Linked DNA regions of Mus musculus: region 1 is linked to region 2. Evidence: chromatin contacts called from ENCODE Hi-C or POLR2A ChIA-PET data. All regions are on one chromosome and are shown on one strand. Each heading gives the region's core, a stretch centred on a gene start or an enhancer-like site at or near the end of the contact. The rest is flanking DNA. Distances are from core to core; before and after follow the strand shown.

Region 1 (7,343 bases), core at 3,864-6,363, 110 kb before region 2:
CAACTCCTGGGGGTTAGTTCTCTCCTTCTACCATGTGGGTGGGCCCTGGAGATCAATAAGTCACCAGTCTTATTGGTAAGTGAAGTGCCTTTACCTCCTGACCATCTTGAAGGCATTTTGTCTGTTTTTTGTTTTTGTTTTTGTTTTTGTTTTTTTAGACAGGGTGTCATGTAGTCCAGGCTATCCTTGAACTCACTATGTAGCTAAGGATGATCTTGAACTCATGGTCTTCCTGCCTTCACTATCCAAGTGCTGGAATTATAGCCATATACCACTGTGCCCACCTGATGGGTTGGATTTGAAAGTGGGAAATTACAAGCATACAGGTTCTGAATAGCTAGTGGGCACTGAAGTCCCTTCCTGCCCTGAGAGAACTCCTAAATGAGATCATGTGCCCACACCATGTGTAGGTATGACATCCTTACACATGCTACCATGCGCATAAGTTTGTTTTGCTATGTAATTAAACCATAACTTCTACTACTGTACCACTACATTTATCTACTTAATGGCACATTGTAGGCATCGTCCCACATCACAACAGAGACCCACCTCATCGCGTGACATGCTTGTCAACTAAGTGAATCAGGAATTACCATCCCACTCCCTCTATTTCCTGCCTGCCCAGAGGAGCAAGTCACGGCCAAGGGAGGCCAGAGTCATGTCACAAGGGTGGCCGCGGATGATCAGTCTAGGGATTGGGTTGTGAGAATGAGTCCAAGAAAGTTGCCAAATACATATGGCCTCCTCTCCCCTCCTGCCCACCCCTACCGTAGGAGGTCTGAGGCAATTCAGTGCTTCTGTCAAGAGAGAAGGCCTACATTCAAGTCTCTAACCTCTGGGCCACCAGGCCCCAGAAGCCAAGCCCTGATGATATTACACATGGGTTCAGAGGCTCTGATTAAGGCCCTTGAGAATACACTACCATCTCCCTGCCCCGAGTGTAATTCAGACAGAAAGATTAGCGACCAGGCTTGTCGCTCTGCCAAGGGCAACTCCATGAAGAGAAAGAAGAAAAATAGTGGGCTCACATTTATTCCATGAACCCCCTCTCACAGGTCCCTGGGGTTCTGGGTCTCTGAGTGTTGAGACACCCTGGCAAGGCATCCTGGAACTGACTGTTTACCCCAGGGTCCTGCTCTTAGGGGCTTACACTGTTTCCATGTAGAAGAAACAAACCGGCCCTCAGCCTGTGGCAGACTGCCTGCAGGCTTGGGTAGGAGTGTGCAGCTGCACTGCCCCGTGGAAGGGAAAGAGGGAGGCCACAGGGGCTCTTTCCCAGCCTCTGGCTATCAACCCAGGGCTTTCCTCCAGATCACTGATGGATACGTGGATGGATACGTGGATGGATACGTGGATCTCCCGGCACAAGCCAGGCCCTGAGGCCTCTGCAGCAGGACACACCCTGGTTCCTGTGACTACCCAAACCTGCCCCTGCAACTGTGTCCCCACATGAGCACAGTTGGAGAGGCAGAAAGGAGCTCAAGGACATGGCATGGGCAATGGAAAAGCCTAGCTCTTTCCACCAAGGCAGCTCTGTGGGTTTGGAGAAAGTAGTTCAGAAACAGGAAGCCGGGGAAACGGGATCTGGTGAACAGGCACGCCTCAGAGACACCCAGACTGCTGTAACTAGCACCAGGTAGGGGCTCGCATTGTCCTTTCTATTCCTTGCTAAACTTAAAGCCAGCCTGAGGCCAGGGCTGAGGAACGTTAGAAAAAAAAAATCACCAAGTCACACTGCCTTTTGTAACAAACCCTGCTACAAAAACAAAACAAAACAAAACAAAAACGGTTTAAAAAGCATGAAAGAAAGGAGGCGCGCAGATGACCTGGGCTTATGAACTTACACGGGACACTTTCCCCTGTCACCACCGAAGCGCCCCTCATCTTTATTATAATTCTCCAGCCCGTCTCCACTTTGTAATGAGTGGTAGGAATCGTTCAGTGAAGTCGAGTGACTTGTCCAAAACTGCACAGTTAGTGGGTACGTAGAAAAACCGGAATTGGTATCCCTACCTCCCGAGAGAGCTAACATGCCAAGTAAGGCTTGCAGGGCTGAGAGCCAAGGAGCCCGAGAAATGCAGCCACGTGTGCCTGGGTTTAGGACATTCCATCAAAGGAAACATGACCCAGACAGAACGGGGGGGGGGGGGGGGGGAAGGTCTGCTGGCACTGCCCCAGACCTGGCTACATGACCTTGGAGAGAGCAGGTCGTCTCTTTGAACCCACGGCTCCTGTGGGCAAGAAACAGGAAGGTAATCCCTGATGAGCTGGGCTGGAGGAAGTGAATCAAACCTGCTGGGCCCGTTAGACCTCTCCCTGAGCGAGTGGGTGTGGGTGACCTCGGGACCTGGAAGCAGAAACTTCATACCTGTCCTCCCCCGGGGGCCATGAGAGCCAGGCCCAGAGCCGCCCGCTTCCAGCTTCCAACTTCCAACTGGAAAGTGAGAAGCGGCAAGGCCTGAGTCACTTGGAGCCTGGCCCAGGGAGGTGGGCAGGCTGCCCCAGTGTGGCTCAGCCAGCCTTGTCCAAGGTCAAAACAGCCAGCCTCCTGCCTTAGGAAGGCCTGTTCGTGAAGCTGATGGCCAGGTCTGCACCAGGGATAAGATAGCCTGAGGATCAGAGGGCTGGGCCCGCATGTGAGCCTAGGAGGGCTCACATGGATTGGGAAAGTGATTTCAGGGCTCAGCACCTCGTCTTCCTCTCTGGCAGAAGCAGTGTGTGTGAGAGAGAAATGCTGCGATGGAACTTATCTGGGTTCCTAGGATGGAGGAAGTCCCTGCTGGGACAGGCTGTGGTGGGCTGTTCTGAGGCCTTGGTACCTCATGCTATACCCGCTGAGGAAATCCTGTGGTTTTAATATCTTCTGCCAGCTGCATGCTAGCTCCTGGTCTTGCCTTTCCTCCAGACACTCCCTCTACACCACAACTATGCAACCTACTATGCTCTCTGCCCAGATGCCCACCAGTAGCTCTGACAGAATAGGTTGATCCAACCCTGCCTGTGTCTCCTGTCTATGCACCACCTCTGCCCGCTGAGGTCAAAGCCTGGAGACCATCTTTAAGAACGTATCCCTGGGCTGGAGAGATGGCTCAGTGGGTAAGAGCACCCGACTGCTCTTCCAAAGGTCCTGAGTTCAAATCCCAGCAACCACATGGTGGCTCACAACCATCCGTAACGAGATCTGACTCCCTCTTCTGGAGTGTCTGAGGACAGCTACAGTGTACTTACATATAATAAATAAATAAATCTTTTAAAAAAAAAAAAAAAAAGAACGTATCCCTTAGCCAGGCATGGTGGTGCACGCCTTTAATCCCAGCACTTGGGAGGCAGAGGCAGGAGGATTTCTGAGTTCGAGGCCAGCCTGGTCTACAGAGTGAGTTCCAGGACAGCCAGGGCTACACAGAGAAACCCTGTCTCAAAAAAACAAAACAAAACAAAACAAAAAGAACATATCCCTTACACCCTCCATTCAACCCACAACAATCCCCATCTTCCTTGCCTTTTAGACTGTCCCTCAGGATCTGGTGGCTTCTTGTCCTCTGCCACCTCCCTGTTTCCTTGTGGACTGCATGTTGTGGCCACATGTCTTTCCTTACCTCCAAAGTCCCTGGCTGTTAGTCCTTAGACCACATCCCAGAACTTCACCATGGTCTATAAGATCCTTTGTGTTCCTGCCTTCAAATGTGTCTGTATGGAGCCTAAGGACGCAGCTCAGTCAGTAGGGTGCCTGTGTGTCACGCAGGAGGCTCTGGGTTGAGTCCAGCACACTGCATAAGCCAGGTGTGGTGATGCACACGTGTGATCCCAACAATCAGGAAACGGAGGCAGGAGGAACACTTGCTTCAAGGCCATCCGCAGTTACATAGCAAATTCAAAGCCCGAGTGGGACACAAGCAAAAGAAGTACAGGTGTATGCCCACAGGTACACCCACAGAGACATGCAGACACACGTAGACACGTACTGACGTGGCTGCCGTTCATCCAGCCACCCTGAGCACTCTGTGCAGATCACTTGACCAACAAACCTACACTCTCCTTTGGGACCTTAAGCTCTCTCAGCACCTTGTCTCTCCTCCTTCTGGTCCCTGCCACATTGTCAGGGAGACTGCTCTATCAGCTCAGTCTGTCTTCCGGCATTCCTTGACCTTTGCCCTGCTTTGTCATCCTCTGTCACAAACATCATATACAGTGCACTTGCCAGTGACCATCTTCTACACTAGATCAGCATTTTTTAGGGCAGATTTGCCACATCCAGTGTGGAGCTCCCAGTGTCCACAAAGCACCCAGTACAGTCAGCCTGTGCTAACTAAGTGGACGAGCAGAGAAGCAACCGGTGGGGTAACACAGTAACCAACTATGGGTGTCCAAAGCCCAGCAGCCGTTTGGATCCCACAAGCTCTCTCTGACTGTCATCAGGGCCTTCTCTCCCTGCACACAATTCTGACGGCTACACAATCAGCCCCAGGGGTCAGGAGACAGTGCCTCTCCCACTGCCAATTTGACTGTATTTTTCCCCAAGCTAGAACAGGGTCAACCTAGAACTTGAGACCCCAGAAGGAGGTATGAAGCTGTGGGCCAGCACTTACTCTCTCCCTCTCCCTCTCCCTCTCCCCCTCTCTCCCTCTCTCTCCCTCTCCCTCTCCCTCTCCCTCTCCCTCTCCCTCTCCCTCTCCCTCTCCCTCTCCCTCTCCCTCTCCCTCTCCCTCTCTCCCTCTCTCCCTCCCTCTCCCTCTCCCTCTCCCTCTCCCTCTCCCTCTCCCTCTCCCTCTCCCTCTCCCTCTCTCCCTCTCTCCCTCCCTCTCCCTCTCCCTCTCCCTCTCCCTCTCCCTCTCTCCCTCTCTCCCTCCCTCTCCCTCTCCCTCTCCCTCTCCCTCTCCCTCTCCCTCTCCCTCTCCCTCTCCCTCTCCCTCTCTCATCTCCACCTACCCCAGACTTCCTCTCTGTCAGTGGATGAGGAGCGTTTGGAACATCTGGTCCACCTGCAATAGTCTTAAGGGACTCATTTCTTGCCTAAGAACCATGCATAGCCCAGTGACACCAACAGACCAGGCCACTAGGTGGTGTCCCAGGGCCCAGGCCACAGCGGCTCCTGGGAAAGGGCTAACCGCAGCTGCCCTCCCAGAACCTTGTTGTGCCCCATCCCCCACCCTTGGGACTGACGGGAGGACAGAAGAGCCACTGGATAGCACAGGCATCTCAGAAAGGGGTGGGGGTGGGGGTTGGGGTTGCAGTCAAGACACCACTTTCTGTGCTCTCTCCTCAGGAGATGGAATTAATCCACCCAAGGCATTTTATCCTCCAGTGCCTACCCGGACTGGGAATCCTGGGCAGCCAGTGCTGCGGCAGAGCCTCGAGACAAGCTATCAGACCTGAAGGGTGACATCTGTACCCTACCCATCTGGGAAGAGAAGGGGGGCCCAGGCTGACTGCTTCAGCAAGACTCCATGATACCAGGGCCAGAGGGGTCAGAATGAGGTCATGTGGCTAAGTCCCAGGGAAACCTTAAGTGGGTGACGCGGTGTGAACAGAGAAGCTGCTGGGCTCGGCAGCCGCCTCCTCATACAATTGTCACCTCGGACACCGTGGGGGTGGGTGCAGGGCAGTCTGCCGAGTTCTAAGGCATCAGAACTGAAGAGGCTCGAAAAGGGAGGAGGGAGAGGTGGATGAGCAAGAGGTAGAAGCTACGGTCTGTGTGTGTGTGTGTGTGTGTGTGTGTGTGTGTGTGTGTGTGTGTGTGTGTGTGTGTGTGTGTGTGTGTGTGTGTGTGTGTGTGTGTGTGTGCGCGCGCGCGCGCGCGCGCGCGCCCGCGCCCGAGCCGGCATGTGTGTGGCCAAGCACCCTGGGGAGGAGGGGCAGCGCTGACAGAGCCGCCTTGTCCTCCGGCCCCTGCACAGGCTTGTTTTCTTCACAAGCTATTAATGTCGCTGTAGCTTCAAAAGCCGGGTGACCTTTAAATGCCGAGCCTCCTGCTCCCGCCCAGGGCTCGGAAACGGCTTAATGGATACTCAGCCCCAACGGTCACAGCTGCTCGGACGACAACAAAGCCTGCCTCATTCCCAGAGCCCCCAGAACTGCAGGGCAGCTACACCTGTGCCCATTCTCTAACCCTGGCGCAGCAACCAGAGCAAGAGGCCAGGTTGGACATGGCGGGAGGAGGGAAACCCGAGGGAAAAACACTGTTGCCACGCCCTGTTGTGTGACCTGGGTTGGTCCCTTACCTCTGTTAGTCATCTCTTTTTCACGAGGATTTTTTTTTTGAAAGTGCTGGAGGGGATAAGGAGAAAGGGGCGGGGGAGTGGGGAGTAAAGGGGGCGGGGTGTGTCCTGTAGAGATGGCTAGGCAGTTAAGTGAGTTTGCTGCTCTTGTAGAGGACCAGAGTTCAGTCCCCAGCATCCATTAGCTGGCTCACAACCACTTGAAACTCCAGTTCAAGGGATCCAAAATCTTCGTCTGGTCTCTGTGAGCACCTGCATAAACATGGTATACACAGAGGTGCACACACATACACATAAAGAAAAATAAATTTAAAGAAGAAAAAAAAAAAGACGCCCAAACTCTCTGCTAGGAGGAGACATGGTTTCCAGTCTGGAGAGCTAGCAGGGTGAGAGGTTAGGCCATACCCAGGACTAGCGCATGGCACAACGCCTCTGTAACCCCTCCTTCTATCTAAGTGGATCTGCGCTGCTTCGTGAGGAGAACCTTGCCTGACTCTTCCTTCTCCTGCATCAACACAAGTGACCGAGTCTGTAGCCACATGTGTCTGAGGGTGAGGCACCAGGGCAAAGGACTCCAAAGGAAGTTAAGATCCCTCCCCCACGGGCAGATCTGGCCCTAGATCCTCAGCCAGCCCTTGGGCACCATCCTTCATCCCTGCCCTGACACTTAGCAGCCATAAAAGGAGCCCTGAGGAGTCCAGTCCCTCTTCCAACTTTGATGAAGCTCTGCAGACATTCATAACACAACCAGCTCCTGTGTTAAGCTCATGGGTGGTGGCTCATACCTGTAAGCACAGGATGAATGCTAAATGGGCTGATACTGGGAGAACCCAGGATCAAAACAGAAAACTAAAGTATGTGTGTGGGGTGGGTGCGTGCCTTTATTCCTTGCACAAAGGTACAAAGGCAGGAGGATCTTTGTGAGTTCAAGGCCACCCTGGTCTATATAGTAAAATCCTGTCTCATAAATAAATAAATAAGGCCAGTGAGGTAGCTCAGTGGGTATAGGCACCTGCCACCACCTCTAACATCCTGAGTCCCACCTCCAGGATCCACATGGTAGAAGTGAACTCATTTCTGCAGGTTGTCCTCTGACCTTCATATGTGTGCTTGAGTGAGCTTAAG
Region 2 (7,649 bases), core at 4,555-7,054:
GATTTATACACTCAAAACTATTAAAAATATAAAGCTGGGAGGAAGAGAGGAACATTGCAAGTCAGGAGCAATTATTCATCACAACTTTAGTTCTTAAAATCCAGATCCCAAACTAGGTATCAGAAAATGTGTCTTACCTTTGTCTCCAGTAGGATGAGCTGAACAGCAAGTTGGGTTATTCAATCAGAAGTTATGAAAGTACTTGCTTAAAGAGATTTAAGTGCTTTCGTGGTTAGAAAAACTAATCATAGGTTTCCCTACAATATCCTAAGGGAACAGAGGGGGGCGGGGAGTAGAAATCAAAGTATTTGTAGTTCCAAAGTGGTATCAACTGTCAGTATGGGTACAGCCCTATTTCCTAAGCTTTAAAACCTACGCTGTGCTCACTAGTGTTCAAACATAAGCCTACAGTGAGGCAAAGAACACTTTGCTCATTTCAATCTACAACTGAACTACTATAAACAGGCCATTCTTGGTCCCGTTTCCAAAGCATTCAAAGTAAACCCACATTTGCATTTATCTAGCTGGCTTTAACCTTTTAATACTACTTTAGTAAGCTGGGCATGGTGCTTCATGGCTAATCCCAGAATCTGGGAGACTGGATTTACTTTGGAGTTTTGGGCCCAGTCTAGACCAGAGTAGAGTGAGGTTCTCTGGAGGAAAACAATGTATTTTAAAACACCATAAATTTCCAATTATACCATGTTTAACTATGCTAATTCCTCATCCTTTTAGTTGTACTTTGAGTTCTGTAACACAGCTACCTAACCTTAATGCATCTACTAAACACATCTCCTGAAGTGAAATCCTAGTTTTGAACTTAAAAGAATTAGTTTCTCTTTCAGGACAGTGTATGCGGTCATTAAAATGAGCAGGCTGAGATCTCATGCAAATTTCTTGAAACCTGTTTCTTTCACTAGCAAAAATTTCTGGTCTCCCCTATATTCTACATTACATCTGAACAATATCATATTTAGCCTGCAACTCAAGGAAAGTTAAAGATCTAGCTATTTCTACTGTGGTGAATAGTGGTCTATTCATTCTAGCCAGGAGGAAATCACAAGCTTGGGATTTTAAATAAAAGTTCCATTCTCCAAACCAATTAAGATGAAGATTAAGCTTCAAGGGGTTATCAGTAGAGATACAACAGTAGACTAGACTAAGATATATATATAATTGCTGACTCAATACAGAACAGTTTGGCGACAGAACACTCTATGGCTGAAAAGATTTATAATGTATTTATTAACCCAATAAGCATTTGACAGCACACTATCCAAAATTTAAAAAAAAAAAAACTGTGTAGTCTATTTTGTCTCCTAATGTTAATACTGAATTTGAGTTCCACTGAGAATCTCAAAGCTAAAATTGATTAGCTATCAAACTTTGTACAAAAGCCTATTTTGTCTAAAGCATTACCAAAATAAACAGCAACTGTAAGTTCTTTAGCAAAATATGAAAGATTACTTTCCAGATCATTACCCTCTACACAACTGTTACGTATGTAACTGCCTTACACTCAGTTTATTATGCTCTTAAGACTTCCACAACAGAGACAGTCATCATTTATTAGAATCTTTAATTTACTAACACATAAACAGAATCAGAATCTTATCAAATTAAATAACTGATACACTAGTTACCCAATCAAAATTTTACAAGAGGAAAAAGGACAACCATGCATCGTTTTTTAAAAAATGTTTATTTTTTTCAAAGAAAAACGGCAATAGCCAATTGGAAACCTACTTATTCTTCAACTCCAATTTTGTTTTCTTTAAATTTAGAAGTGACTTACTGATTTACTATTTTAAACAAACCCCCCCTTTTCCCCTTTAAATGTTTACCATCTACTCGTGCTGAATCCTTCCAAGGAGATTGCTCCAGCGTATATCTCCAGGTCCTCGCTTTGCTCCTTTTACCAAAAAATGCAAAACACAATTCCATCGTGCATCTTAAGGGCTCCAATCGTCAAAAATAGGAAAAAAATTCTTTGGAATAGCCAATTAAGTTGAATGAAAAAAAAATCCACACGAATGCGGTTTGGTTGGGGCAGGAAGGAATCCACTCCTATGTTCCTGGTAATCTGATCCCGCTCCATGAATCCTGGTAATTCATCCTCCCTATCCTATCCACATTATGATTTGAATCCAATGATCCAGCTCCAAGGATTGGGATCCAGTGAGCCCTCTCCAATCCAAACCTTTATAACCAGCAAAACCAAAAAAGAGGAGGCAAAATGTTAGACACTGTAACCAAAAAAAGTTTCTGGGGAATGATGAGTTATGTCTGTCATCAGTTTACAGATGCACATCAATAACTATCAAATTCCCCAAAACAAGTTTCTGTATGGTGTTCAGATAAATTTTAGAAACTTAATAACTATAGAGACTAACTGGAAGAAGCACTTTATATTTACAGTTCAACTGATAATGCCAACACTTGTTACTGTACAGGTATCACAGGTTTTGTGGTTGCAAAGTTATATAATTGAAGTTTACTGGTATTACTACCCACCTAAACCTAAACTATTGCTCCCATCTGCAATTTAGCTTGTAAATTAAAGTGTTTTAAACATGAGTCAATTATGAATATTAAAAGGGAAGGTGAGACTTAAAGTACTCCCAACTAGATTATCTACACTAATACGTTGGAATTCTATTATTTTGCTGTCATTTTGTCTTTAAAAAATGAAATAACAATGCTCTATCAGTCACACAGAGGACATGCAGATTTAGCAGTATTGATATTATACTCTGTTTGGAAATTGACACCCTGTACCCACATGTACACCAACAGCAGGCCACACATTAACAGTTGTAACTAAGCACTGTGACAAATTAGCCATTCTTCCCACATTAGTCCCTATTAAAACAAAAAGGGGGGAAGGGAGCAAATAATTGTTACAAAATGGGCAATTCTACCACAATTGCCAAGGTTTTAAAAAGCAAAGCAATTGTAGCTGAAGATAACTGCATTAAGTGTTTGCAAATCTTTTAAGGTAGATAAATTTTTAACCCTCGCCTTCTAGTATAAGGTCAATACTGCCAATTTCATCTGTGACAATAGCACTTGGAGTCATACCATTGCCTCCATTATTGATCTGATCCTCCTCAATCCTCCTTTTGACAATCCTAAAATGATTGAAATGTGCTCCACAATCCTTAATCCAAAGCATTCTTAATCCATCTCTTCAGATATGTCTACAGAAAGACACATGAAAAGCAAGATAAACATAAGAACTTCCCCCAAGTAAGATAACCACAAACACCCCCAACATCCCATTTCACACAAACCAGAGCAGAATAGACATTTACATAATATCACAGTCTGAAGAGCATGGAAATTAACTAAATTTAAACAATCCTGTCTATGACATCACTTAAAATACAAGTTACCAAAGACATGAGGGGAATGTAGATGTTAGGAGCAAGGGGATATTACACAAGAATGCAATTCAACACTTTAGCCCATTCTGAACAAAACAGCTTGAATTAAAAAAATGAAAAGATTGTACTGAGTAAAGGAAAACTGTATACAACATGGGTTCTACAAAAAGTGTCACCAATCATCTTATGTACGAGAGCGAGATCTGCTATGACGGGGAGAATAGCGTGGTGATCCTCTGCTTCTCCTTGGGGAGTAACTGCGACTCCTGCTGTTGCTTCTGCTACGGCTTCTGCTACGACTACGGCTTCGAGATCGAGATCTTCCATAACTTGGACTTCTGGGCCCATCAACTTTAACCCGGATGTAGGCAGTTTCTCCCTATTGGATAGACAGAACTTTCCATTGAAAGATCTAAGCTTTCACCTGTCTTCAGACAAGCTGAACGAATACAAAGACAGATCAGGGCTCTGGTAATTTACGTGAACACCCTTGCCTGTATCCTTACCTTCAAATTCCACTGTTAAGAAAACTGTATCCAATTCTGGCCAAAAAAAAGAATAAGTGTATAACCTACCTCGTGAGATCTAAACTTAGTGTTATCCAGTTTTCGAACTGCATACGTCATATCTTCTTTCCGTACAAACTCCACGACACCAGTGCCATCTCGGTAAACATCAGCGTAACATACATCACCTGCCTCACGCATGTGATCCTTTAAGTCCTGCCAGCTTCCACTCGGAGGCAGTCCTGAAAAAGCGATTCCCCCTAATTTAATACTACTCATCCTGTCCCACGGCAAACGTGTAAAGTACATTCGAACAAGGATTATTTTAAAATACTTAATGATTGTACTTAAGTGTTTCCAGGTAAAGAGCTGGTAAGAGTCAGATCCAGAGTCCAAATTTATTTGTAAAGGATCTTCATAGGCTAGTACTGCAACCTAATTTGGGTAAATCACCACCACAGTAATCTTTATTTACTAAATTCATCCCAAAGACCGAAGTAGTCCAAGACCCCGTGTGTAAAACAAAACAAAAACAACAATAACAAAAACCTTGCAGTACTCAAAGCAGTCATGCGGGAAAAAGATTTTAACCCGCACGAAGTCAACTCACCAGAGACAACCACTCTGTTCTCGGACCGCCTGGACGGCGGGCCATAGCGGCCTCTCGGGGCGCCGCCGCCTCCACCCCCGCCGCCGCCTCGGCCGGTCCCGCGGCCGCTTCGGGGAAACTCTACCCGCAGCCGGTAGCCGTCGTAGTCGTAGCCGTCGCGACCGTACACCGCATCTTCCGCGTCTCTGCGTGTGATCACAGAAAGCGAAAGGGGGGGGTGATGAGGGGAGGGAGCCGCCGGACCCAGCTCGTTCGCCCGCTCCGGGGGTGAAAAGCCGCGGCCACAGCGCACATGCGCACCCACGGGGCCACACGGAGCCCCACATGCGCCGCATAATAGGGCCGGCCCTTCCCCCACCCAGCACCACGCCGGGCAGAGGCTCCCGACCACCTCGCCGGCCCTCAGCGCCTCGGTTTCCCGCTCCGGGGGCTGCGCATGGGCTCGGGGGGTAGGGGGGACGTCCGAGGCGGCCGGCCACCGGAGACAACGCGCCGCCTCTCGGCTCTCCTGACTCGACTCCTGCAGGGGCGATAGCGCCTCGGAGCCCCTCCTCTCCCCCCATTATGTTCCAAGGCCTCCGAGCCTTCCCCAACTCCTCCACGCTATCTCCTCAAGGCCGCGCACGCCCCACGCTGCCTCACCGCGGGTCCTCGAACTCAACGAAGGCGAAGGGCGGTCCCCCGCGGCGGTTCTTCAGGTCGATGTCGCGGATGGCGCCGTATTTGTAAAACACGTCCTCGATGTCCTTGGTTCGGATATCCGGAGGTAGGTTACCCACGTAGATGCGGCAGTCGTTGTTCCCCGCCGGGCCACGGATCACACCACCTCCCGACATGGCGGCGGCGGCGACGACGAAAAGCGCGGACTCGGGGGGGGGGAAGGAAAAAAAAAAAAAGAGGCCTTCCTACCAAGCCTAGCGTACGGCAGAGCGAGCCCTCAGCGGCACCACGTCTCCCGCGGCCGCTCCAAAATGGCGCCTTTATCAGCTCGGCGCACTGATACCGGGGGGGAGGGGGAGGAAGAGAAGCCGGAGGAAGCGGCTCGTCCCTCCCAGTGCGCAGGCGCACGCCTCTAACGGGTGCTGAGAAGCACGCTCGCGCACGCGCGACGTCACCCTCCGCACGGAGGGGAAAAAGTCCCTCGCGTCCTGGCGGGTTGACTGGCTGCTGGAACGTCCAGGCGTTTAGTAAAAATCACATGCTCTGGTTAAAGCGGTTATTATTAATCCCCACTGAGTCCAGAATCGTCGGCCACCTCGGGGGTAGACCCTCTCTGAAAGCAGCTCGGCGCTCTAAAAAGATTGGGTGAAACCTATCTTGCAAGCGTGTCCCACCATGCTCCGCGGTGGTAACGGCCTTTGGCGGGAAAGGCGCCGCGGGGCGGAGATAGATGACGCTGAGCTGTTGCTCCGGAAACCTGGGCATCTTCTGCACTTCGGTGCCGCCGGCGGGAGTTGCAGGTGATTTCATTTAAAAGCCGAAGCGGAGCAGTGTGGCTTCTGCCTCTGGGAACCTGCGGTGGGCTGCATCTTAGTTAAAGTGTCTAGACGGATCCTCCATATCTATCTAAATGAAAACTGTGCCTTGAGTTTTCCTCTTCCTCCTTTCTAAGGATGAAAAAGGAAGAGTGATAAAACAGTTTAACTGCAGAGCCGAGATCCCGGTTCTGTGCTGGTCTAGGGAGATTATTTATTTATTTGTTTATTTTGCCAAGATTATCTGCAAAAGGATTCTTGCATTGGATACCACAATTTTGCTTCTTTGTTTTGTAATAACGGGAATAGAAGAGCCTTACGTGTGAAATCATACGGCCTTGTAGTGTTGTTAATGAACTCGAATTATAATAAAAGCAAACCAATCTGGACTTAAGCTTGTGTGCCTGAAATCCTATCACTCCGGAAGCTGAGGCAAGGAGGGTCCAGCCTACCCTGTTATACACAGTTCTAGTAAAGGTTATCCCGGAGCCAGGCAGTGGTGGCGCATGCCTTTAATCCCAGCGCTCGGGAGGCAGAGGCAGGCGGATTTCAGAGTTCGAGGCCAGCCTGGTCTACTGAGTGAGTTCCAGGACAGCCAGGGCTATACAGAGAAGCCCTGTCTCGAAAAACCAAAGGGGAGGCGGGGGGAAAGGTTAGCCCGGGACATTCAGGGAAACCCTTTCTATTAAAAATATTGAAAAACAAAACGTTTTCTTGGTGTTGTTTTTGTTTTGGGGTTGTTTTGTTTGAGACACGATTTCTCTGTGTACCCCTGGCTGTCCTGGAGTTCCTGCCTTCTGAGTGCTGGGATCAAAGTCACTACCTCCCAGCTAAAACCAGAGCCTTTCATGATTGGATAGAGACAGCCAGGCGTAGTGGTAAATGCCTCTTGAAGTTTTTGGGAAGCGGAATTTCAGGGTTCAAGGCCAGCCAGAGCTGTGTCGACCCTATCACTAATAAATATGCTAAGTCGGATCCCCACAGGTTCTAAGGGTGATTCTTTATACTGTAATTTTTAGTTTTTAATTTTTATGTTATGCATATTGTGTCTTGGGGTGGTGGGTCATGCCATGGCCCATGTGTGAAAGTCAGAAAATAAGGTGCAGTTCACCACTCATGCCATGTGAGCCCCCGAGATGAAACGTCAGGCTTGGGAGGAGCACCTTAACCAGATGAGTCACTGAGTCATTGCTGCCCCTGGATGTTATCATTTATTTACAACAGTCCAAGGATGTGGGGCTGCTTAAAATGAAACCATTAAATATTAAGACTGGCTGGAGAAATCAAGGACAGTGAGAGTGGGGGAGAGGCAGAAGTGATGTATAAGGTTTCTAGGCAAAATGCCTGAAGAACTTGTTGAATTTTGGGAGATCTACTGCAAATTTGACTACTCTCACCAGAAGTCACAGTAAAGAAGAGGAGAGCATAATATATCCAATTTTTAAGCGATTTTAAAATCTAAATAGTTCAGGGGAAAAAAAACAGTTTTTTGTTGTTGTTAGTCATAAAAGCATGGGAGCCCACATCAGTAATCTCAGCCCTCAGGAGATTAAGATACCAAGGAAAATAGTGAGCTCACTGGGAGTCTACCCTGCTTCAAAAACAAAGCCAGCCGAGGTGGCATACACCTTTAATCCCAGCACTCAGGAGGCAGAGGCAGGGGGATTTCTGA

The links. Hi-C counts contacts between places; a loop is a spot of excess contacts on that map. ChIA-PET counts read pairs that join two places held with the same protein, here RNA polymerase II (POLR2A).
Region 1: POLR2A ChIA-PET joins it to region 2 with 23 read pairs in Patski. The contact joins the enhancer-like site here to the promoter of Srsf1 in region 2. A Hi-C loop is called at or near these places in 3 of 37 maps with a recorded cell type or tissue (all heart). POLR2A ChIA-PET finds 5 or more read pairs at or near these places in 4 of 5 experiments (Patski and embryonic stem cell).

Annotation. Positions count from the first base shown.
Region 1 is chr11:88,160,008-88,167,350 of GRCm38, reverse strand. The region is part of intron 1 of Cuedc1 (CUE domain containing 1); the gene reads right to left. Among named protein-coding and RNA genes, the nearest start is that of Mrps23, 41 kb to the left of the region's middle. Within about 2 kb of position 5,113, at least 3 of the 3 ENCODE cell types and tissues checked have a DNase peak (open chromatin) inside an H3K27ac peak, as active enhancers do; they include heart, where a contact is called at or near this core.
Region 2 is chr11:88,045,528-88,053,176 of GRCm38, reverse strand. It overlaps Srsf1 (serine and arginine-rich splicing factor 1), which reads right to left and starts at 5,804. Exons shown (of 4, transcript NM_173374.4): 1 at 5,145-5,804; 2 at 4,503-4,687; 3 at 3,962-4,134; 4 at 1-3,765. The coding sequence starts at 5,338. The coding sequence ends at 3,571.